3 separate regions of the Mus musculus genome follow, and all the other regions are linked to region 1. Evidence: chromatin loops called from intact Hi-C (ENCODE). Cell type or tissue: heart. All regions are shown on one strand. Links, peaks and the distances in the headings refer to the core of each region. The heading gives the core; the rest is flanking DNA.

Region 1 (7,770 bases), core at 2,163-4,662:
GACTGGGCCACCTATCTCCCCATCTTCTGTTTCTACATCAAACTCTAAATAGCTCATCAAGCCCAAAGAATCATAAATGGGACTGCTCTTCCCGGAGGCTGCCAGCCAGCCAATCAACAATGAGCAAAGAGCCCTGGGGCTCCTTGGCTGCCCCAGCCTTGTGAGAACTTTGGACAGCACTTTCATTCTTACTGCCAAGAGTCACCCAAGTTTGTGCCTGAAAAAGAGAAACAGAGACCCTGTCTCAAAAAAGAAATGTTAGAAAGCAATTGTGGGAGATAATCAATGTGGGCCTCTAGCCTCTAAACACACAGACACACACACACACACAAATTCATATACACACAAACACACACATAGCACACACACACACTCATACACACTCTCACACACACTCACACATAGACACACACATACATACAGACACACATTCACACATAGCACACATACACTCATACACACTCTCACACACTCACAGACATATTCATGCACTCACACAGACACACATTCACACATAGCACACACACACTCATACACCCTCTTACACACTCACAGACATACACACACTCACATACACACATACACACACATAGCACATACATACACATACAGAGATACACACGCACTCACATAGACACAGATGCACACAGATGCACACACTCACACATACTCATGCAGCACATACTCACACAGCACACACTCACATAATGCACACTCATAACACATACACTCACAGACATACACATTCTCACATACACACATACACATACTCACTCACACATAGCACACATACACACGTACATATACACACAGAGGGTCAAATCTCTCACATACACCAGGTCACTGCATGTTTTCTCACTGGGTCGTCTTCATACTCCCAACCCACTCAACCCACTGCTGGCCAGAACACCCTACACACACGGTGGCTGTCAGAACCCTCATCTCCAGCTCCATTTCAGGAAATATCTCTACGCTCTAGAACCCTAGCAACATCTTCCCATCCCAGGGGCAAGTCTCTTCTTTGGCTGCAACAAGGACCGATCTTTACAGACAACCCTAAGACACACATCACCCACAGGGAAGCCTAAAATCCCCCTTCCACTCTAATAACCCTAGTTCCTGTTGTCTGTCCTCAGTTATGATAACCTAACTCATACTAAAAACTAATGACTAATCAGAACTTATACAATGCCCCCTCCTTCTTGTGACTTTAAAATGAGGACCCACAGTTCTTAGACAGTATGCCCTCCCAACAAACATTGTCAGCCCCAACTCTAACACCAAGACAGCATTCTCCAAAGTGGGATGTCAGTGCAAGGGCCTACGGAAGCTTCTGGAAAACACCCACGCAAGTGCATGAGCAAACACTTATCCCAAGGAAAGGTTACATTAGTAAGACTTGAGGCAGGACCAGAGGAACAAAAGGTGGCCTAGAGAGGTAGCTGGGCCCGAGTGATGCTTACCAAGCCTCACACTCTGCACACGGCCCCCAATGTGGCTGGAAGCCTCAAGCACAGTGACATCCGTGAAGCCCTGCTCCAGAAGGGCTCTAGCTGCAGCCAGGCCAGCCAAGCCAGCACCGATCACCACCACACGAGGCTGTCCCCTTCTCCGTAGGCCACGACTGAGAGGGTCATCCGCACTGTCGCCACTGGATTCACAACTTTGCATGCCGTCCGTGCTCACCTTCTAGGAGCCTGTGAGGAGAGATGGGGGCTGGGGGTCAGCTCACCTGACCCAAGGGAATCACTGCAAGCTGCCCCCATTCCTTAAAGATCAAGAAGATCAAGAAGAAACATCCTCTAAATGCAGAAAGGGAGATGGGAAGGGGCAGCGAGATATGAGAGCCAGGGAGGGAGCGTGTGTTTTAGGGCCCACTAACAGGTAAGAGGTGGGATCCATCAATTCTACCCCCAAACCTCTTAGGCTTTGCCTGTTCCTCACCCAAGGTCTAAAGTATGGACAAGAGGTGACCTGAGAAGAGATGACCAAACAGGCCAAAGTCAGGAGACTTACCCTAATGCCTTGCTCAACCCTGCATAGCTGCCCTCTGTGCCAACCCCAGGCTGCTTACACAGCCATCAGGATATTCACACATACCAGAGTTACTTGCACAGGCTCCAGAATGTTCACAGCAGCCCAGAACACTTGTACACACAGCACTGGGCTCTGTCCCTGGCTCTCACCTGGCACTTCTGCCCCCTTCCGTCTTTCTCCTCTCTCCTTGCCTTTCGGCTGGCTTTCTGAGTATCAGTGAGGTGGCAATGTGGTGGGAAGGACAGAGTCTTCACCTCCCCGTTCCTCCAGAAAGAGCTAGTATCCAACAAGCCTTGCTATTCTGGGTAGGTCCTTTCTCCATCCACCCAGGCCCCCAGTCACCACAAAACAGCAATGAACCCAGGAAACACTGGATAGTGATGACCCGTGGCACCAGAGACCAGACATCAAATTGACAGTTATACGCTGCCAGCTTGCTTAGAGACGCCAGGCTTGGGCAGCTGGTAATGTAGGGCGAGAAGGTGGCCCAGGGCTGGAATACACTGCTCCTCTAGTCTAAGAATGGCCAGAATACTTTGAAATTCAGCTCCTGTCCTATCCCTTTCATTCCCTGACTCAGCAACGTAAAAGATCAGTTGTCTCAACTAAGGTTTGAGTCACAGATGCCGCAGAATTTAATAGTACCAAGATCGAATGAGGAAATAAAGATGGACAGAAGCTGCTAGTTCACAAGCCAAGAAGCAAATAAAAACCCGTCACCCACACCCATGAAGCAAGTGTGGCCTTTCCCAGCCTCCACACAGCAATCCACTTTTAAAAATCAGGCACATCCCTCCAAATAGACATGTCAAAGACATTTATAGCTTTATCACACTAACCAAATCTGGAAACAACCCAAAAGCCCACCAATGAGAACAGATGCTCAAACCGTGTAGTACTCTCATGCCATGCAAAACTCAGCAACTACAGAAACAAGCAGCTGTGCTCCAACAGCAGCACAGATGCACCTATGAACGTGACTGAGCCAGAGGCCAGACTCCGAGCTGCACATACTGTGTGGCTCTATTCACACGAAGTTCAGGGAAAGGCAAACAATCTGTTGAGGACAGAGATTAAGGGAAAGGGGACATGAATGAGAATAGTAAGGGGAGCTTGCTGCAGTGGAGGGAGCAGATCTACCTGGATCGGAATGGAGGTTACACAGCATGCCAAGACATGTCCACTTCCTTCCAAGGTTTCCATTTTCCCCAGTACAGTGTCCTCTAACACTTGCAGGTTTAGCGAAGTAGGTGCTTTTTTTCCTAAATATGCTCAGGCTAAGAGGCTGCTTCTCCCCCAACTTATTCCATGTGATGTATGGGCCTAGACAGATGTGCTTCCTCTAGCGAGCCTCCTACTCCACTCCCAGACTCAACTAGCCAAGTCAAGCTAGAACATGCTTCCTAAACTACAAGCAGATGGCGCTAGAGACCCAGAATCCCTCCCGGGCAATCCAGGCTTTGCTCGAGAGGCCACTAAAAGGTGGGCGCCAGCCTTTCCTGCCTCCTCCTCCCCCTCCTCCTCCACTACCCTCTCCCCCTTCTTTTAGGCCCCCACCCTCTAGGGAACATGCCAAGCCGGGCTTCTGAAGTCTCTCCCTCCCTTCTCCTCTGCCTAGGTTCCTGTGCACTAAATTTAGAGGTGAGGATGTGGCGGATTGCACGCGCTGGCAGGGTCAGTGGTGATGCCACCGGAAGTCTGCCAGCCACCGCCAACGCTGTGAGAAGCTAGCAAACACACAGAGTGCTGTGGAGGGCCTGCGTCAGCTGTAATGACGCCAGGGTGCCCATGCAACAGGTGAGACCTGACACCGCTGCGTGCCCCAGCCCATACGCTGGAAAAGTGGGGAATCCCCTTGATAGCACCCTGGCCCCAGAGACACTCCAACAGCCTCACTTTTGCAATAAAGGGGTGGGAAGGTGGCAGTGTTTGTAAAGCTTAAAAGTGGAGCCAGGTCTTGAAATGCTACTATGTAAAGCAGGTGTAAAAGGGATTGAACTGGAGTTCTCACACTGACTGCGGCCAAATATGCCTGTAATTCCAGTACTGGGAAGGCTAAAGCAGGAAGATCATGAGGTTCAAGCTAACCTGGGATACATTGAAAGACATTACCTAAAAAAAGAAAAGCAAAACCTGGGGTGGGGGTGGGGGGTCTTGCTTATCACAGGATCCCTGACGCTACCTTCTAAAAGCCAGAAGAGACCTCCTGACCTTTCTTCCCCTAGGCATGACTATACACTGCTGTTGACAGTCAAATAAGGTTATTATAAGACTATCAGCATTTAAGGACCTGACACATGCAGGAACTGTAGAAATGACAGGATTCTGAAAAGGACCACAAGCCATCTTATAGATGACTGCAGAAAGACCCCTCCATTCCCAACACCAAATCTCAGAGACCCTGGACAAGGGTATCAGATGCAAACAGCACAGGACCTGCGAGGGTCCTAACCCACTGACCTTCCCAGCTAACTCTACAGTACTGGTCTTCCATGAGTCTTGTCCCAAACCAGCTCCATCCACCCCTGTTGCCCACAAGAAGCCAGAGGCCACAGAGAGCCACAGACGGCAGAGGATGTCTACCATGGCAATCTTACCACACTGTGTCCATGCACCATGAGGCCCAACTGAAAAATCAGAGAAGACATATCCAGAGAGCCTGCTATGCCAGGCTCAATCAACCTTTGCTGTTAGTTTTAATCACTTTCCCCACTTGTTTTTTTTTTTCCTAAGGGGTGGGGGTTATAGAGGGAGGGAGGGAGGGAGGGAAACTGTCTTATTGAGGAAGAATTTAAATGGTCCTTGGTGCATGCCTGTCCCCTTTTTGCCTTGATCTGTATGCACAGGAGAAACAGAACGCCCTGTACTAGTCCACAGATAAAGGAATGAAGAAAAAGTGCTGGCTCAGCCAGGCAGTGAGGGGGGAGGAGGGGAGCTGAGGCAGCTCAGAACAATAGACACTTGCCTTCTTGCTCTGGCCTCCATGGTAAACTGGGGCAGGAAGGGGGGTATCTAGGGCTTCCTGCCCAGCATCCATGTCCCCAAGCAGGCCAAGCCCCAAAGCTTCAAGAAATCGGGTCAGCCAGAGCATGAGTACCTGTCTACAAATTACCCACTGCTTCCTGACAGCACTTTCCCAGCACAGGCCTCAGCTTCCCGGTGTCAACCCCTCCTCCACACCTGTTGCTGTTGAGCCCCTCCCAGAAATGCCAGAACTCAGCTGAGGTAGCACACTGCTCTCACCCCATCCACAGCCCCAGGGTCAAAGTTGTGGGTGTCCTTTGGAGAAGATCCCCTTTATCCACTAGGCCAACCCAACAATGTCGCCTCTACCCCCAATGTCCTCAGAGACAGACCCTCCAGCTCCCACTCTCTGAATCTCACCTGAACCCAGGCTCATTCACCACCCTCTGGACCAGTGCTTCTCAACCGTCCTAATGCTATGACACTTCAATACAGTTCCTCGGGTTGTAGTGACCCCACACCACCACCACCATAAAAGTATTTCTTTGCTACTTCATAACTGTAACTTTGCTACTGTTATGAATCATAATGTAAATATTTGTGTTTTCTGATGGTCTTAAGTGACCCCTATGAAAGGGTCATTCGACCCCAAAGGGGTTGCGACCCATAGACTGAGAACCACTTCTCTAAAAGATAACTATGGCTGGACCTCATTTAATATGACCACAGGTCAACTCAGCAATTTGTTGAGCCTCTACTCTACAACAAACATAGGAATGCTCTTTATCCTCTGGCTTTGCAGATGTCCCTTCTCACAAGATACTCCCCACCACACACAACATAAAGCCCAAGCCCCACCAAAGCCTTGGGCTTTTCCAGACCACCTAATGACCAAAGGCAAGCATTCATTTCCCTTACCATGCATCAAAGAAGCTGCCTCTGGGTTCTGACCACACAGTCCTCACTGGGACTTAAGAGCTGTGCTGTCATTTGCAGCTGTGGACTGTAGGCCCCACATACTGGCTCTTAAGTACAACAACTACCTACTGGTTCCCAGGACATGGGTATCTCACTGGGGATCCGTTACTGTCTTGTGTCTCAGAACTGAGGCCGCAACTTCCCGGTCACTGAGCAAGGCTGGATTCCAGGCTAGACTGGTACTTCTCCAGCAAGTGAGCATGGCCACAGCCTAAGAGACACTACCGTGCAGTTCAGCAGCCCCAGCCAGTGTAGACACCCCTTCCTCATCAACTGGGATGATCTGCCGTCCATCCACAGGTCACTATGTCCCCAACTGCGATAACTGCTGCAGATATACCACCAGCAACAATCTCCCACACCTTTCAAAGGCACAAAACAGTCTTCCCATCCTGGACCCTCTAAACATGCGCTTTTTGGTTTTCTTCTGTGTGTTTGTATTCCCTCGGGAGCCTGAGATGGGCTCCTCAGGTCACCCAGTCTGGATTTCCTCACTGCTGCCTGCAGAAGACTACGGCTCCAAGGTCACCAGCCCCCTCCTCACTTCACCTCCTTTAGAGTCCAGGATCACACCAGCTGAAACCCTCCAAACTAGGTCATTCCTTCTAACCAGCACCCCTCCTCGCCCTGAAGCCCTATGCTTACTCGTGAGAGACCTACCCAGGACACGGGCACCCTCAGCTGCAGTAGACAGAGTATCTCTGCACCCCCCTTCCACCAACCCTGTGAGCTTCACAAGTCTCTCCAACAGGTAGGAGTAACGGCCAGCTTCATCTTCCTTATAGGGATGCTCTTTCCAAGGTTCTAGCTGGAGGGAAGGGAGAAGGAAGGAAGCTGGGGCTGATCCAGGGGGATATCTTTGGACTTCCTGGCAGGTCTGCAGAGGGTTTGGAATCTTGAGACCCCCCTAGACAATGAAAATATTCTTTTAAGGTAAAAAAGAAAGAAGGGGGAAAAAACACTCCCAGAAATCCCACACCAGCTGCCTCGCTGCGCTGGCAAACAAAGGGGCTCTGTGTCTGTGCAGGGCTCCTCCCACCCTCCAGTCTGAGGCAGGCCGCCCCAGCCTCCCAGCCAGACCCTTCCCAGCCTTCTGGCCCAGGCCAGAATGTGTACAAGGCCTATATAGCACCACCAAACCAGAAGGGCCATGCCAATGGACAGGAATAGAGTTGTAAACATAGTGGGCAGAAAAGGGCAGCCCAGCTCAGTATCCTACTTGCTGGCTAAGGAATCCCTAGGCCAGGGCCTGACTTCCTCTAGGCCTCATTTGACCAACACTTCTGAACTCACCCCAAGAATATCAAATATGCTCCCACCTCCTGGGGTTACATATTTCAGCCCCACCTGACACCAAGCCAGTCTTCAAGATTCTCTATCTGTAATATAGAGGCAAGTCCACCTGCTTGTGGACTTCTGGGTGAATTAAACAAGACAGCACAGGAGAGAAATGTGGCCACTAAGAACTATCTCGCAAAGAGAGCGTGAGGAAGGAGGGTTCCCAGAGGGCCATCACAGAGGTTGGAGTCACCCTTCAACATCCCAAAGCTCCACTACATGTAAAATAACCCAAAACTTTGAGCTCAGAATCCAGCATCAGCCTTGGCCCCAATGCAAACAGGATCTTGACCTTGGGCGTCAAGCAAATACCAACAACTTGACTCCTGGCCCAATCCTGACTAGGTCAGAGCCCCTCAAACCTGACTCTGCCTGACCACCCTACCCAGAATCCACGGACATTAGGCAACTCCAAGTTCACAACAGGGAAAACAGGTACCTCATTTCACAGTC
Region 2 (7,770 bases), core at 3,327-5,826, 160 kb after region 1:
CAGTCGGTGGCAGGTGATATGCTTACAAGGGGTGGGTCCTCCCACATCAATCATTAATCAAGCATATGCCCCACAGAGGTGCCTTCAGTCCAGCCTGAAGGAGGTAATTCTTCAACTGGGGTAACCTCTCCCCGGACAACTCTAGTTTGTGCGACACTTCTCTTGAATGCAGTAAAAGAAAGCCTGAGATAGTAATCCAAGCCCTTGAGTATCTTCACTCACGTGGCCTGCAGCTCCGTTGTAGTGTGTCCTGAATATTTCTTTCTTTCTTTTTTTTTTTATTTTGCTTTGCTGCTCCCCCCCCCCCCCTTGCTTTGCTTCAACTAAATTTTCTTGCTACTTTTACACATCGGTGAGAGCTTTTATTTCAATTCCTTGAACAAGAGACCAAGAATATGAAAGCTTTGTACCCTAATGTCGGTACTGATCTGCCTTAGCCTATGTGCCAAGGTGACAGAATTAGGTAGGACTTTTAAGCTGGCAACAACACAGCAGGGATCCTGAGAGCAGAGGTAGAAGGGGGGCGGGGGAAGGAGGGGGAGAGGAGGGAAGAGGAGGGCAGGGGAGAGGTGGGGAGGAGAGAAGGGAAATAGCTCACAGGTGTTGGCCTGATTTGGAGAGAGAGGAAGTTGGGTCGAGGGTCTGTGATTAAACATTCTGAGTCCTTCTTACTTCCCCTTTCCTAGGAAATGTATGGTTTACTAAAGCTGGAGGAATGGGCTGGTGGGCATTTTCCATGATGAATTTAAAGTCACAAACTAGTTATGGTTTATAGAAGGATTGGGGGCGGGGGGGGGGGGGGAAATACCTCCCAGGGAAATGGGAAGTTAAGGGAGGGAGGCCTGAGGTGCGGTACCCACACCCTCTGCTAATCCGTTTTAGCAGTGGTAGCTATGAGAACTCCTGCATGCTTTCGCTGACCTGCTAGAATTTAGGCAAGGGCTCAGTGCTCCCAAATCCTGAGTCAGTTTGTCTGTAGTGTAGAATAGGAGCTGGGGGTCGAGAGTAATGAGTAGATGTAATTAAATAAAGGACACACTGTTTCTTAAATATATTTCCTTCCACTGTCTGTACAGGCGCAGCAGGTGGAAGATCTAACTAGGGGTACCTCACCTTTGAGGACTCTTGGGCCGGATGCTACGAGAAGCGAAGCTTTACTTTTTTAACTCTTACGAACGTCCACATACACGGAAAACACTACACAGCGGAGAAGATATGAACCTTATAGCTGGGCATCACGAATCAATCCTCTAGAGCAGCCAGTAGCCCAGCGGAAGGGACGCCGCGCCTGCGCACTTGCCGACAATGAAGCCGCGCGCCCTCAGTGAGGAGGCGGGACTTGCCCGGGCATCCGGGTCCCACACCCCGCCCCCGCGGCATGAATGAGAGGCGCGGCGCCGCCCCTCCCCCGCCGGGCCCGCCCCTCGCCGGGGCCGCAGCTAAGCAGTCGCTACCGCCAGCTCAGCGGCTCGGACTCACGGACGCGGCTCTAGCAGTTCACCGCAAGAAGCTGACTCCGGGCGCCGCCGCCCGCACGCCCGCTGCCCGTCGCCCGGGTGAGTGAGGGGAGGGCTGGGCCTGAGCGCCGCGCGGCTGAGGCTGAAGCGCAGGCTCCGCAGGTCCGGCTCTGGGATGCTGAGGGCAGCGCGCCGGCCTCGCACCCCCTCCGAGACCGGGGTCCGTGGGTTAGTCCCCACATACAGGCACAAAGGGCGGCGCGGGCTGTCACCCGGAGGTCACCTCGGGCTGGGCCCGGGCGGGGGAGGCGGGATGGGCGGAGGATGGAGGAGCCGCTGCCTCTGCGTCGGTGGTGGGGACCGACGCTGGTCTCGGGGGGTGCGGTGTGGCAGTGGTTTTCTGGTCCCGAGCCACTCCTTCTTTTGTGGTGCTTGTCTCGTGCCTGGTTGTCACACCGTGCAAGGCACACTGAGACCTCTCTGGTTGGCTTATTTATTAATGAAAGTCATATGGCGGCCTCATCATTTGTGGGTGGGGGGCGTGCGTGCACCCACAGGCCAGAGAATTAGTGACCCTGCTTTGTTTCCGGAGACCTTAGTGGTGTGTGTCCTGTGAAATGAGACCGTCTGAGATCGTCGTAAAGGGCAGAAGGAAAAGAGGTGTAAAGATAACTTCATCTTTACCCCTTCGTCTCTGGTGTTATTTCAGATAACAGGTCTTTTGGTGTTTCGTTGTTTCTCATTGTAAAACCAGTGGGTCTGTTCATTGAAAGTGTGAGTCTGCATTCTTATGTCTCTGTATATTTAGAACACTTTCTTTTACGATTAATGGTGATCTATTTACGTAGCGGCGGTACGCCGGCATCCTGAACATTGTTTTCTGGGCTTAGTTCATGATAATAGGTCTTTGTGCTTGTGTACCTATCTATAGGAATACTCCCAATATATCTAGGGCACTGCTTTCCCCACTCTTCCATACAGACAGATTATGTTTCTTGCCTTTCTGCTCTAATAAGAGGTGGTCTAGCAGGTTCTTTCCACCTTCTTGTCAGTCCGGTCGTCGCCCTCCCCGCCCCCGCCCCGCACCCCTTAATGCTTTGGCAAAGGATATTACCTAAATATTACCGTGGTATGCACCCTAGCTTTGATCTGAATTTTTGTGTGTTTGGTTGTGCAGCCTAGCTGAACAGATCATCTTACATGACTTATCAGAAAGCACCCCTTTTTTCCTCCATTGTTTGTCTTCATTCCCCCTCGCCCCTGCTCCTGGTTCCCCCCTTCTCCGTCCCCAAAGAGGCTAGGAAGCGCTGCTGGGTTCCATAGGCTTTAACTTGATAGGGTGTGTTCACTTAGACAGTTAAAAAGAGGTATTTAAGATAGGCAGGTGTGGCCGAAAATGCCTTCTCTGGACTTGGGAGGAAGAGGCAGTAGGATCTCTGTGGTTTCAAGGCCAGTCTGATTTACATAGTAATTTCCAGGCCATAACACAGAATGAGACCTTGTCTCAATAAACAACAAACTTTTCCTTGTTATCTTGTTTTAAGCAAGATTATTTGAATTTTAGAAGATAGTTATTACTCTAGTTGGATAATGATATTTTTGTTTCTTTTTTACCCTTCTAATTTTGTAGAGTGAAAAAGCACATTTTTGAAATATTTTTGTTATGATCTTTTGATTCAAAATAGTGGAGGTAAAAAAAATGCAGTTTATATATGAATAATTGAGTGGGTTCAGTTTTCTTTAAGATTCTCTTCAAGATTACTTATTTTTGAGTCACATATATTTTCATCCCTGGTAAAATTTCAGTACAAAATGACATGTAAACCTCCACAACATCTGTTTATGTATAGACTCTGCCTGAAACATTTGCTTTTAATTTGAAGGAAAGTTTCCACTGGTTGGATGACAATCCATTATTCTTAATGAAATTCTTGCTTTATGCATCTTTCTTTCGTGAACTGTGGGTCACAATCCAATATGGGATTGCATAACTGTGGGAGTCACAAACATTAGCAATCAAAAGTTTCTGAATGTTAAGTGATCAGAAATTAATTCAAGGGACCAAACACGAAGTACTTGCTTAGCATGCACAACACCCTGGATTTGATCCCTTGGACGGAATTAACTAGATTTGCTGGCCCATACCTGTAATCCATCTCCCTTTGGGAGATTGACTATATAGTGAATTTGAGGCCAGTCTGGGATACAAGAGATCCTGACGAGACCCTGCTAAAATAATAATAATTCGCAACCAAACACGTAATAGATCTTCGATGTGTTGGTATCACACAGGACTTCCCTGCAGCCTTGCTTTGGTAGGCCTGGTACCTCACATGCTGTTGTAGTACACTCTGCCAGGGAATGTGGCCTGAATAGCCTCAGGTCAGACTCTAGGCTATTGTCCCTTACAATCACCGTGGTTTTGTTTGTTTTGTTTGTTTGTTTGTTTCTGTTTTTTTTCTGAACATAGAAAGTTTTATGAACCTACAGAAACATTAAAAGCTGGGTGTATGGTGATCGCCTTTAACCTCAGCACTCAGGAGGGAGAAGCAAGGTGGACCTCTTTGAATTCCAGGGCAGCTAGGACTACATAATACAGATCAGTCTCAAGCAAACAAAAGACATAATGGTTTAATAAAAGAAAAACAGGCTTACTATTTTCCCACTGTCATTCCTCTCAGCATGTAAGTATAACATTACTGTACCTGGGACTGAAGAGGTTGCTCAGTGATGAGTACATCTGCTCTGGCAAGTAAGTTTACATACCCACACAGGCTGCTGGCTCACACCTTTAATCCCAGCAAAGACCAGCCTGGTCTACAGAGTGAGTTCCAGGACAGCCAAGGCTACACAGAGAAACCTTGTCTTCAAAAACTAATCAAAACCAAAACAAGAACAAAACTTTAAAGAAAGAGCAAAATACGGAATGTATTGTGTTTAAATATTTATCTTTTGGCTTTGTTTTTGTTTTTTTTGAGACCCATCTCACTGCATAGACCTCACAGTGATCTGTATGCTTGCCTCTACCAACCAAGTGGTGGGATTAAAGGCATCCACAGCCATACCTGGCTTGAAGTGGTAATTTGAAAAAAAAAAAAAAAATCAAATAGTCAGGAAGCAGCAGCAGGCTTCTATCACAGATAGATTTCTGTGAGTTCAAGGCCAGCCAGGGTTAAATACAACTCAAACAAAAAGCTGTTTGAGTTGCTAACTTGAATTTCATCCAAAAAGAAATATATTGGGCCTGGAGAGATAACTCAGTGGTTAAGAGCACTGACTGCTCTTCCAGAGGTCCTAAGTTCAATTCCCAGCAATCACATGACGGCTCACAACCACCTGTAATAGGATGCCCTCTTCTGGTGTATCTGAAGAGAGTGACTGTGTACTCATACATAAATAAATAAATCTTTAAAAAAAAAAGAAATATATTATTTGAATTTTGGCTTGGGGTTGGGTTTCCAACAACTTCAGATTGTTAGTTATTCTTCTCATTGCTCTGACAGAATACCTGACAAAAATGGCTTCAGGGAAAGGTCTGTTTGGCTGACCACGTGAGGGTATCATGATAGGGAAGTCCAAGGCAGTATGTGAGGCTGCTGGCTGCAGTGTGTCTAGCTGAGAAGCAGATATGGACCTGTGCTGATGCTCGGTTTACTTCTGGCTTGTGGGATACTGCCATTCATTCAGGCATTAAATTATTTTTCAAAATTAATGTTTTCCTGTCGTGTGTGTTTTGGTTGTTTTCCTTGCAAGTTTGTGTGTCACAGTGCTTGCCCGAGCCTTAGATCTTCTGGAACTGGTGTAGCAGACAGTTGTGAGCTGCCATGCGGGTGCTGGGAATTGAATCCCAGTGCTTTTAACTGCTAGGCTATTTTTCAGCCCAGTCCTCTTCAGGCCAACATGGGCAGGGAGCACCTTGATCGACGCATCCAGAAAGTGTGTTTGCATGTTGACTCTACGTCCCATTAAGTTGAAAGTCAACGCGAACCATCATAGATCCTAAACACCTTCCGTTTTGTACTGTGTAAAGCAGCATGTCAGCACTGATGCCATAGATCAGTCACCTGAAAATGATGATGCTCTCTCTGTGCAGAGTCAAAGCATAGCCATGTCAATATGCAAATTTCCCTTTGTCGTTAATTAGTGGTAAGAATCATGCACACCAGAGTTGTTTTTTTGTTTGTTTGTTTGTTAGGTTGGTTTTTGGGTTTTGGTTTTTTTTTTGAGACAGGGTTTCTCTGTGTAGCCCTGGCTGTCCTGGAACTCACTCTGTAGACCAGGCTGGCCTTGAACTCAGAAATCCGCCTGCCTCTGCCTCCTGAGTGCTGGGATTAAAGGCATGCACCACCACTGCCAGGCCAGAGTTGTTTTAAAATAAAATTCTTCAAAATTTATTATCAATAAATGTTTGATTTGATTTTAAACCAGTTTTATATCTATACTCTTGAGGTCACATAAAACATTTCTCAGGTAAAGGGGGATGCAACTGGAAAAATGGCCCTGCCTTGGATGACTTAAGGTTTGTTTTTGTTTTTGTTTTTAAGACATTAAATTAGTAAAGGATAACTTTTATAATTTGATAGATTTAGGTTTCACAATGTAGAATAAGTTATTTTTTTTTTTCTGTGACAGGGATTCTCTATCTAGCCTTAGCTCCTGGACCTTAGACCAGGCTGGCCTCCAACTTAGAGGTCCACCAGCCACTGCCTCCTGAGTTCTGGGATTAAAGTTGTGTGCCACTACAACTGGCTGAACTTGAATTTTCTTTTGTTTGTTCTTGGTTTTGACAGGACTTCTCAGTGTAGCTTTGACTGTCTTGGAAGTAGCTCTGTAGAGCAGGCTAGCCTCTGTCTCTCGGGTGCTGGTACTGAAGGCATGTGCCACCACCACCTGCAGAATTTAAGTTTTAAATCTCAAACACCCCCCCCCCCCGTTAGAAGATCTCAGACAGAAGCCCCTTCCCTTCCTCTCAGCAGCTCTAGAGGCCTGTCCTTAGGTCTCCTGCTTGTGCCTTCCTCACATCACAGAGCTCGCCCCTCCTTCTCTGCCTTGAGTCCTTCACCACTCACAGTTCCTGAGTGTGCCCCCTCTCCTGAATCACTAGTATTACCCAGGCCTCTCCTTGTCAGCACACAGGCATGCTCCCCCTTTCATCTTTACATACAAAATGCCAAACTTAATGAACGTTGTCTGCCTGCCACCAGTCCCTCCTGTGTCCCTGAGAGTCTCAAGTGAAAAGCATGCACTTTCTGCCTGTCTCAAGTATTACCTGCCACCCCTCACTGCTGTTGTTGACTCTAGCCCCAATAGAATGATGCCAGGGACAAGAACCTTATCTGCTCTGAAATTCAAGAGCCTACAGGATATATGAGCAGAGGGCACAGCCAATGTTTTTAGCTTAGCCAGGGAGCTCTTGTCTTTTATTTTTTCTAAGAAGAAAATTATTTCACTTTTGTTTTATTCTTTTTTTTTTCTACACTTAAGAGTTAAAAAGTTAAGCCTGATGTGAGAGTACATGCCTTTAAACCCACAACTCAGCCTGGAATACACAGCGAGTTCCAGAACAGCCAGGGACTGTTACATAGAGAAACCCTGTCTTATTATTAAAAAACAAAAATAAAAACAAAACCATCAACAACAACAACAAAAAAAGCCAGGCAGTAGTGGCGCAATGCCTTTAATCCCAGCTCTTGGGAGTCAGAGGCAGGTGGATTTCTGAGTTCAAGGCCAGCCTGGTCTACAGAGTGAGTTCCAGGACAGCTAGGGCTACACATAGAAAATTTATCTCATTAAAAAAAAATTAAAATGTTACGATAATTATATTAATATTTTACCTTACAATACATTGCATTTCTCATATGTTAATACCAGCATTCTTGGACCTGGATTCTGGCATCAGACTGGTTAGAACTGAATTCTCTCTCTATACTTTTTCACATGTGACATGTCAGTGTTTTCATTTAGTTTTTTGAGATGAGGTGGTCTCACTATGTAACTTCAAATGTGAAGTCCCCCTGCCTCCTCCCCTAAGTGCCAGGATGACCAGTGTGTTCTGTCACTCCCAGGATGGGAAGTTTCTTCATTTGTATGGTGAAAGGAATAGTACACACATACTCCCTTTATTTGTCCTGTGGGCCAAATGACATAATGAAAAATACTCGTTCTGGTACTTGGAAAGGAAGTGAACTCAATGAAAAATTATTATAACTTTCTTCAATTTATATTTCATTTTAACATATTATTTTTAAATGCTAGTAAGTAGGTTTTTTAAAATGTTCTTTTTTTCCCCCAAAGATTTATTTATTATTATATC
Region 3 (7,770 bases), core at 3,327-5,826, 67 kb after region 1:
CTGAGGTCAGGAAAAAAAAAAAAAGGTACACAGCCACTCCCTGTGAAGTGCATCCCTGTGGGCCAGATGCTGCATCCTGATTTTTGAGGCCAAGAGGAAAGTGAGCCAGGTTCAGCTGTTGGCCACCGAGGCATATGACACACCAACCTGGGTGACTGCAGGAACCTCTCCTGGCTGACTCTCCAGGCAGCCTGAGTGGGGTGTAATCAGCCTAGACAGCTGCCAGCCTGGCAGACAGTGCCTTGCAACCAGGATTATTTTAGTTTTGCAAAGCTGAGCCAAGGGACTGTTTAACTTTTACAGCAGGGCATTGTGTGGTAATTCATACCTGTTGCTACCAACAGTGGCTCTAGGCATCTGAGAGCAGCAGAAAACCGGAGCCACTGAAGTCCTTCAGGTGACTAACTCGTGAAAGGGCTCTACAGAGTTATTCACACCAGTGTCGCAGCAGGAGACCAGGGGACAAGCCCTGTGTATCCCTGTCCGTCCATCATTAGCTGGAACCCAAAGAGCCAAGTGGACATTTCTGGGCACAGGGAAGGCCGGAAGCAAAGCTGCCAACGCTCACTCACTGCAGCTGGGGCAAGGCACCTGCTGCAGGGAACACAAGCTGGCACCAGATCATCCTCTTGGTGCTTTCTGTGTAGCATTAGGTTCAAGCCATGGTTCTGCATCAGAATCCCTAAAGGACCAGAATCCCTAGAGGCGCCTTCAAACATGCCCACTCCTACAGCTGCAGGCAAGAATGTCTCTAGGCAGACGCTGGCACTGCTGGTCTGCAGCCACACAGGCAGCTGCTGGTGCTTGCAGGTTAAGTTTGGGGCATAGACAGGATTTTCTGACAAAATCAGGTGCTTAGCTCCTGCTGCACGCTCATTAGGACCAGGCATAGGGAGAAGGTTGGGAGAAAGAAGAAGGCAGGGCAGAGAGTTTGGGTGGTGTCCCAGGCCACAAGTTACCAAACGAAGAAAGGACAGTAGGTGAGCCTGCTCCACTTCCAGAGCAAGAATTACTTAGACACCCAGAGCCAGCTTGCAAGGAACTGTGTTTCTGCCCCACACCCCTCTAGAGCCTCCAGGGAATGGTGCAAACATTCAGCTCCATTTGTCAACAGAGTGGGGTGGAAAGGCTATCTTTGAGAGAGCCATAGCCCTAGCAGCCTAACGGATACATTTGTGGACCCAACTCATTTAAAATAAACTCTGGTTTAAGCCCAGCATCCCAAATGAACAGTTTTCCAAGAAGCCATCCCCAGGCTAGGAAAAGCCTTGGCCTCTCAGAGCAGTCAGGGAAGCAAAGTTTCCAGTCAGAGCACTCCCCATGAGGAGGAATAAACAGACAGTAAACTGGCTTCTGGAAAAAGAGAATTCCCTGGTTTCTGTAATTGAATGTGGCTATGGATTCAGGAATGGCTTGCTCAGGGATCAAGCAACGTTTCTTTGTTCCTTTCCTGCCTTCTTCTGGGTTGACTCCCATCCCCTGTGTGTTTAAAGTGCTGTGGCAACTTCAGACCTGACTTCCTCAGAGTGAGCCCTGCAGAGAGGCCCCCTCTTCATAGTTACTCAAGGCTCAGGAACAGTTTTGCACAAGTCTGGTTGGCTGATTAGCTCAGGCCTAAAACCAGGGTGGATGGAGCCAGAAACTCTGAACCAGCAAGCATCCCCTCAGACAGAGCTATGCCCCTGTCTGGCTGCCAAGCCGTTGGTGGCCAGCTGTCTGGCTTTTGAGCTGCCTAGCTATCTAATTATCTAGTTGCCTGTGTACCTAGAAACCTCATCAGAGACAACCCACCTTGGGGTGGGACTCCAATTCTGAGGAGCATTTTGCTTCTCTCAGTCCTTGAAGCTAAAGGAGGGAAAGATCTAAGTTCTGTCTATGATCCTCAATTAACTGATGTTAAGAGTCTGGTAGATACTGTTGAGGAAATAAAAGAAAGGTTCCTATTTCTCCCTCCAGTGGGTGGTCTCTAAGGAACCAAGGAGTAGATCCTGGCATGAGTTTTGGCCTGGCTTAGATTTTTTTCAAAACCTATCTTATTTAGGGTTCTTAAACACTTCAACCCTTCTAATCCACTGACCAGAGGTAGGGGGAAAAGAATATCAATAGAAAGAGTATTGTGGACCTGTTTAGAAGTAGTTCCTTGGGGCTATTCCACTCTTGGTTGTCAGGATACCAGCAGACCAGTTTAATAGCAAACACCAAACATGAATGAATCAGTAACAGCGGCGTGATCCGGTAGAAACATCACGGCTCTGCCGAATCAGGACGAGTCAGTCAAAGCTGGAATACCACAAGAAGATTTTTGGTGAGTTTCTCTCTACAAAGTGAAGACCAATGAAGACCAACAAAGAGTTACAAGGTGTAGCAGTGCAAGAACATCCTCTCACTGTCTGTGGGACTCCATGTATATCCTTTCTTACATCACGTGCCCTCTCGAGTGTCTGCTTTCAGCAAAACGTCACATGCCCCCTCACAAGACAGCTTTCAGAAGAACATCAGATGGCACAGCTGATTGTTAAAGAAACCAGAAAGTTCTACTTCAGCTCCTGGCTACCCCTGGGGTTTGATGCCACAGCAGAAAACAAAGCGCCCGGTCTCAGTCACGGGCTGTCTCAGCCAGTGTTCTGTTGCTGTGAAGAGACACAATAACCAAGGCAACTCTTGTAAAAGGAAATCAGGGCCTGCTTACAGTTTCAGAGGTTTAGTCCCTACCTACCTGGCAGGAAGCATGCAGACGGACACTGGGGCAGTAACTGAGAGCTACATCCTTATCCAAGGCAGAGAGTTCTACTTCAGCCCAAGACTTTCAGAAAAAGTTAGCAAAGAAAGTTACTAAGGCCCTGTTGCATGCCTGTAAAGTTCTGAGCAAAATGGCCATTCGAGCCAGGTAGGACGACCCCTGCCTAGAGATGCTGAAGTGGAGGGAAGCAAGAAAGAGGCTAGACTAGACTATACAGCAAGACCCTGTGTGGAAAGGGGACCAGGTTTCTGCTCACATACTAAGAATTTTTAGGATGAGGAGATAGCTATCGTTGAAGCATTTACCGCACAAGCAAGAAGGCCTGAGTTTGGGTCTCTAGAGCCCTCCTAAAAATCCAGGGGCAGGGCTAGAAAGATGGCTCAGAGGTTAAGAGCAATTCTAGAAGACACGGTTCCCAGAACTCATATCCAGCAGCTTACAGCTGCCTGTGACTAAGCTCCAGGGGGTCTGACGCTTTCAGGGGTCTCACTCACAAGTGCACACACACAATTTAGAAATATATATATATATGTAGATGTAGATAGATAGATACATATATACATACATACATACATGCATACATACATACATACATACATACATACATACATAGTTGTTTTAAAGCAAGAAACAGCAGCATGCACCTATAATCCCATGGCTATGTTGTTTATTACAGCAATAGCAAAATAACATACCACCCATTTGCAATACTTTATTACAGTCACCCTAGTGAACTAATATGCCCTCATTTTACAGATAAGGAAACTGAGGCACAGAGACTGAATACTGCTCCTGCTTAGTACCCAAGTCCTCAAGCTCCACGGAATATTTTTGTTTGGGGGGCATCTGGTGATTGTTTGTTTGTTTGTTTGTTTGTTTGAGATAAAGTTTAGAACTCACACTCTTTGGAGGTGAGGATTACAGGTTTGGCACCAGCACACTGGCACTACTTTGACCTTTGACCCAGCAGTCACGGTATCCCTAATAACGAGTGGCTCTTGCCCTCATCCATTTCTCACTCCTGTCTCTCCTCACACACCACAGACAGAGAACTTCTTAACACTCCTTGGCCTGTCTCTATGATTCACTAAAACTCTAGCTTCTCTTGTGCAGTCTTCCCGTTTCCACCCCCTGCTCCTCACCACAGTCACTAAGCAGGTTTTCTCAACCTTGTCTCTCTTCTGCCTAGAGCCTTCAGAACGGAGCTTTGGACAGCTTTGTCCCTCAGCACTTCAACATGATTTGTCACCCCAGCCAGTGGTGCAGCAGGCAGGGTGTCTTGATGCTGAACAACTTGGATGGAGATCTCTTTCTGGCTGGCTGCTGCCCTCTGTGAGCATGAGCTCATTAGCCATGGTGCTACCTTCTACTACACTTGCTCAGTCCTCCTGCATGTGACACATTACTGACCCAAGATGACAGTTTCAGCAACTGCAATTTAGGGACAGATGACTAGAGCTGGAACCCCCCTTTCTGTTTGTCCTTACAGAAAGAAATTTGGGGTTATGTACCTTGGCCTAGCCATGTCTGTATATCTCCTTAAACCATGTGTCTCAGGTCCAGCATAAACTGTGGCTGATCACAACCTGGGGGAATGACTCTTACTGTGTGTCTCAGCAAGGCCCAGGTCCCTTTAAAAAGTGCTTTGAGGATTACCGCATTTGGTGCAGTAACAAAGCCGTCATGGTCATGAGTGTGGAGAAAGGAGTCACACTGTGGCCTGTTAAACTCAACCTTCCTAAACTCAGATGATTCTCAAAGCGCCACCTGCTGAATCTTCGGGCAAAGATCCCCAAACTCAGGGGTATAAAGAAAAACAGATGTCAAAACTCTGCCCATGGACTTCTTTAGAAAGTGAAGGTTTGATTCTTGACTCTTGCCAAAAGGGGTCTGGACCCTACCGGACCACCACTAGATACACTAATGAATACTTTTTACATGAATAACAATGACAGTATTGTTTAGCAGTTTCTTCTGAGGTTGAAACATCCCATCTTGCAGGGAAGCGCTTAAGCACAGAAAGTAAACAACTCTAAATAGTTTTAGGAAGTCCCTGAAATTTACCACATTAGTAGGCTGCTCTGGTGGGGAAACCAACAAAGACTGCTGAGTCACTCTTGGCCAAACCAGCTGCAAAGAAGACTCTCAAAAGAAACCATCTGCCTGGAAGAAGCAGAGACCGGCTAAGCAGCCCTAAAGAAGTTTAGATCAACTGAGCCATTTGGAAAGTACACTCTTCAGCCTGTTGAATTGCCTGCAGATAGTACAGTGTGCTCCAGATGTTCAGCTTTTACGAGCCACCATTTGTGCTGTGCTGGGTTTTGGTGATACATCTGTCTTTGAGTCATTTCTGCTCCTGTAAGTAACTCCAATAAAACTCGTTGGCTCACCCAGTTGAACTGTGGTGATATCCATACTTTGACCTGCTATTAGCTTCCTGTCTGAAGTCAGGTGTGTGCTTCATCTCCCCAGGAAAAGTCTTAGGGGATTGAAAGACCAAGTTCTCCACAAAAGGATTTATTTGCCCCAGAGGGACAGAGAGCAGGGAATAAGCGACAAAGAGAGGAGATAGAGGATGAAGGAGAGGGGAAGGGATATTTGTCCCAGAGGGACAAAGGACTGCCTGTTGCTAGAGAGGAGACAAAGGCCCATAGGCAAATGGCTGATTTTAAAGGTACAACACTTGTTAGGACGAGGTGTTTAATTTTAATTGTACATGTTAATTAGGTGAGCCAAAGTGGGCTTATGGTCACTGGACTTCAATACTTTGATAGCTGGACCTCGGTGGTCAGTCTCAGGAGGAGGAAGTGACCAAATAAGGGAATGGAACGTGGGGGCTAGCTCTAGGAATATAGGCTAATGGTTTTTAGCCAGGCAAAGGAAATGGAGAAAAGAACAAAGTCTGCTGCAGTCATGTTAGCCACGCCAAAACTGTGACGGTTGTCATGGAGAAGATCCCTACCCTATATATCCTTTCTGTAGGATGAGCAGAGGGACACACCCAGAGTATATCAGTAACCACGGGCTTCTAAGTCATAGGAAGAAAACAGAGGAAAGGCCTAATTGTGAGTCCCAAGTAAAAATACAAAGCTTGATGAATAGCTTCAGGAACAACAGAAATTCAAGGGTATCAGTTGGCAGTTTTTTCCTCTATAGTAAAGGTTCTGAGTTAATTTTTATTGCCTGTGGAAATGTACCCATGGCAAGCTTTTCTGATAGTGGTTAGGGTCAGCAAGGTGGTCAGTGAGTAAAGCATTTGCCATGTAAGTTTGACAGCCTGAGTCTTATCCTCACACTGACTACACAAAATTGTCCTCTGACCTACACACACACACACACACACACACACACACGCACCATGGCACACAAGTGCCTCCCCAAAATATTATACATACATTTTTAAGGCTGAGGTTCAAATTACAGTTATTATCAGTGACCCTACTAAATAAAACCAAGATACCTGTCCTACTTAGGGCTTCTACTGCTATGATAAAACACCATGACCAAAGCAACTTGAGGAGGCAAGGGTTTGTTTGGCTTACACTCCCAAATCACTGTTCACCATTTAAGGAATTCATAGGAAGAACTCAACTAGGGCAGGTCTAGGGGATGTTGACTTCCTTGGAGTTGGTACAGGACATACCTGGACACTAAGTTCTCGGCACTAAAGAGATGTATTACCCTGGAGGAGGCAAGTGGGGGTGGAGGGTAGGCAGGAAGGCTGCAAAGGCAGCAGCAAGAACAGCAGTAAGCAAGAGACCAAATGAGAGGGTGCTTGTTGTTTGATTTGGCTTGGTTTAGTTTTTGGATTTTGGTTTTCCAAGACAGGGTATAGCCCTCTGTATAGCCCTGGCTGTCCTGTATTTCACTCTGTAGACTAGGCTGGCCTTGAACTCAGAGATATACCTTCCTCTGCCTCCCAAGTGTTGGGATTAAGGGTATGTACCACCTTGACCTTTGCATATATATATATATATATATATATATATATATATATATATATAGGCAGAAGTGGTTTTTAAGGGGAAAGGGGTACTCTATGCTACAGTGAGTTGGTAAATCCTGATTGAACACATTAGCCAAATAATGAATTTTGATTGTCAGGTCTTAGTGTTTTGTATCAGATGAATGAGTCCATGCCTAAATAAGGGAATGGACTTTTGGGGCTAGCTTTAGGAATGTAATCTAATGGTTTAGCAAGGGGGAGAGGGGAAAAGGTAAAACCTGTCTGAGGTCCTCATGTTTGCCATGCTCAGACCTGCTAGAGCCCTTCAACATGGACCTGGAGACAGGAGCTGATGCAGTGGCCATGAAGAGGTACTGCTTACGAGCTTGCTTAGTGTGATGGTTTGACAGAAATTAGCCCCCCACCATACACACACACACACACACACCCATAGGCTCAAAAGGAGTGGCATTATTAGGGGGTGTAGCCTTTCTGGAGTAGGAGTGGCTTTGTTGGAGGAAGTGTTTCACTAGGGAATGGGCTCTGAGTTTTTCAGAAGCTCAAGCCACACCCAGTGTAGCAGTCTCTTCCTGTTGCCTGCAGATCCAGATGCAGAATTCTCAGCTCCTCCAGGATACACGCTGCATATCTGTATGCATGTTGCTGTGCTTGCTGCCATGACAATCATGGACTGAACCTCTGAACCTGTAAGCCAGCCCCATTTAATGTTTTCCTTTTTAAGAGTTGCTGTGGTAATGGTGTCTCTTCACAGCAATAGAAACCCTAAGACACTCAGGCTGCTTGCTTATAGAACCTAGGACCACCAGCCCCGGGATAGTATCACCCACAATGGACTGGGCCCTTCCCCATCAATCACTAATTAAGGAAATCTCCTACAGCTGGATTTTATGGAAACATTTTCTGAGTTGAGGTTGCCTCCTTTTAGATGACTCTAGCTTGTATCAAGTTGACATAAAACTAGCCAGACATGGTGTACACTTTTAATTACAACCTTGGAGAGGCAAATCCCATGGTACTGGCATTTCCAAAATGCTGCTGTCTTCCACTGTAACTTGGCTTTAAA

The links. A loop is a pair of places that touch in the nucleus more often than their neighbours do. Peaks named below come from ENCODE experiments on the same cell type or tissue, not always from the same donor. Only the 100,000 strongest peaks of a DNase experiment are listed, where the experiment ranks them.
Region 2: a loop joins it to region 1, with 2.0 times the contacts of the local background. A loop is called at or near these places in 3 of 42 quality-filtered maps.
Region 3: it touches region 1 in a loop (5-fold over the local background); 15 of 42 quality-filtered maps call a loop at or near these places.

Annotation. Positions count from the first base shown.
Region 1 is chr2:131,505,911-131,513,680 of GRCm38, reverse strand. It overlaps Smox (spermine oxidase), which reads right to left. Exons shown (of 7, transcript NM_145533.2): 2 at 1,464-1,697. The coding sequence starts at 1,671. Among named protein-coding and RNA genes, the nearest start is that of Gm30732, 16 kb to the left of the region's middle. In heart, for the core only: a CTCF peak has its summit at 3,443; DNase peaks (open chromatin) are centred at 3,450 and 3,610; H3K4me3 peaks cover 766 bases; H3K27ac peaks cover 1,715 bases.
Region 2 is chr2:131,346,522-131,354,291 of GRCm38, reverse strand. It overlaps Rnf24 (ring finger protein 24), which reads left to right and starts at 1,400. Exons shown (of 6, transcript NM_178607.4): 1 at 1,400-1,556. It overlaps Gm30590 (a long non-coding RNA gene), which reads right to left and starts at 1,460. Exons shown (of 2, transcript XR_374984.2): 1 at 1,114-1,460. In heart, for the core only: a CTCF peak has its summit at 4,817 (motif pointing left); no DNase peak of the experiment used is centred there.
Region 3 is chr2:131,440,537-131,448,306 of GRCm38, reverse strand. It overlaps the pseudogene Gm14304. Among named protein-coding and RNA genes, the nearest start is that of Smox, 47 kb to the left of the region's middle. In heart, for the core only: a CTCF peak has its summit at 4,521; no DNase peak of the experiment used is centred there.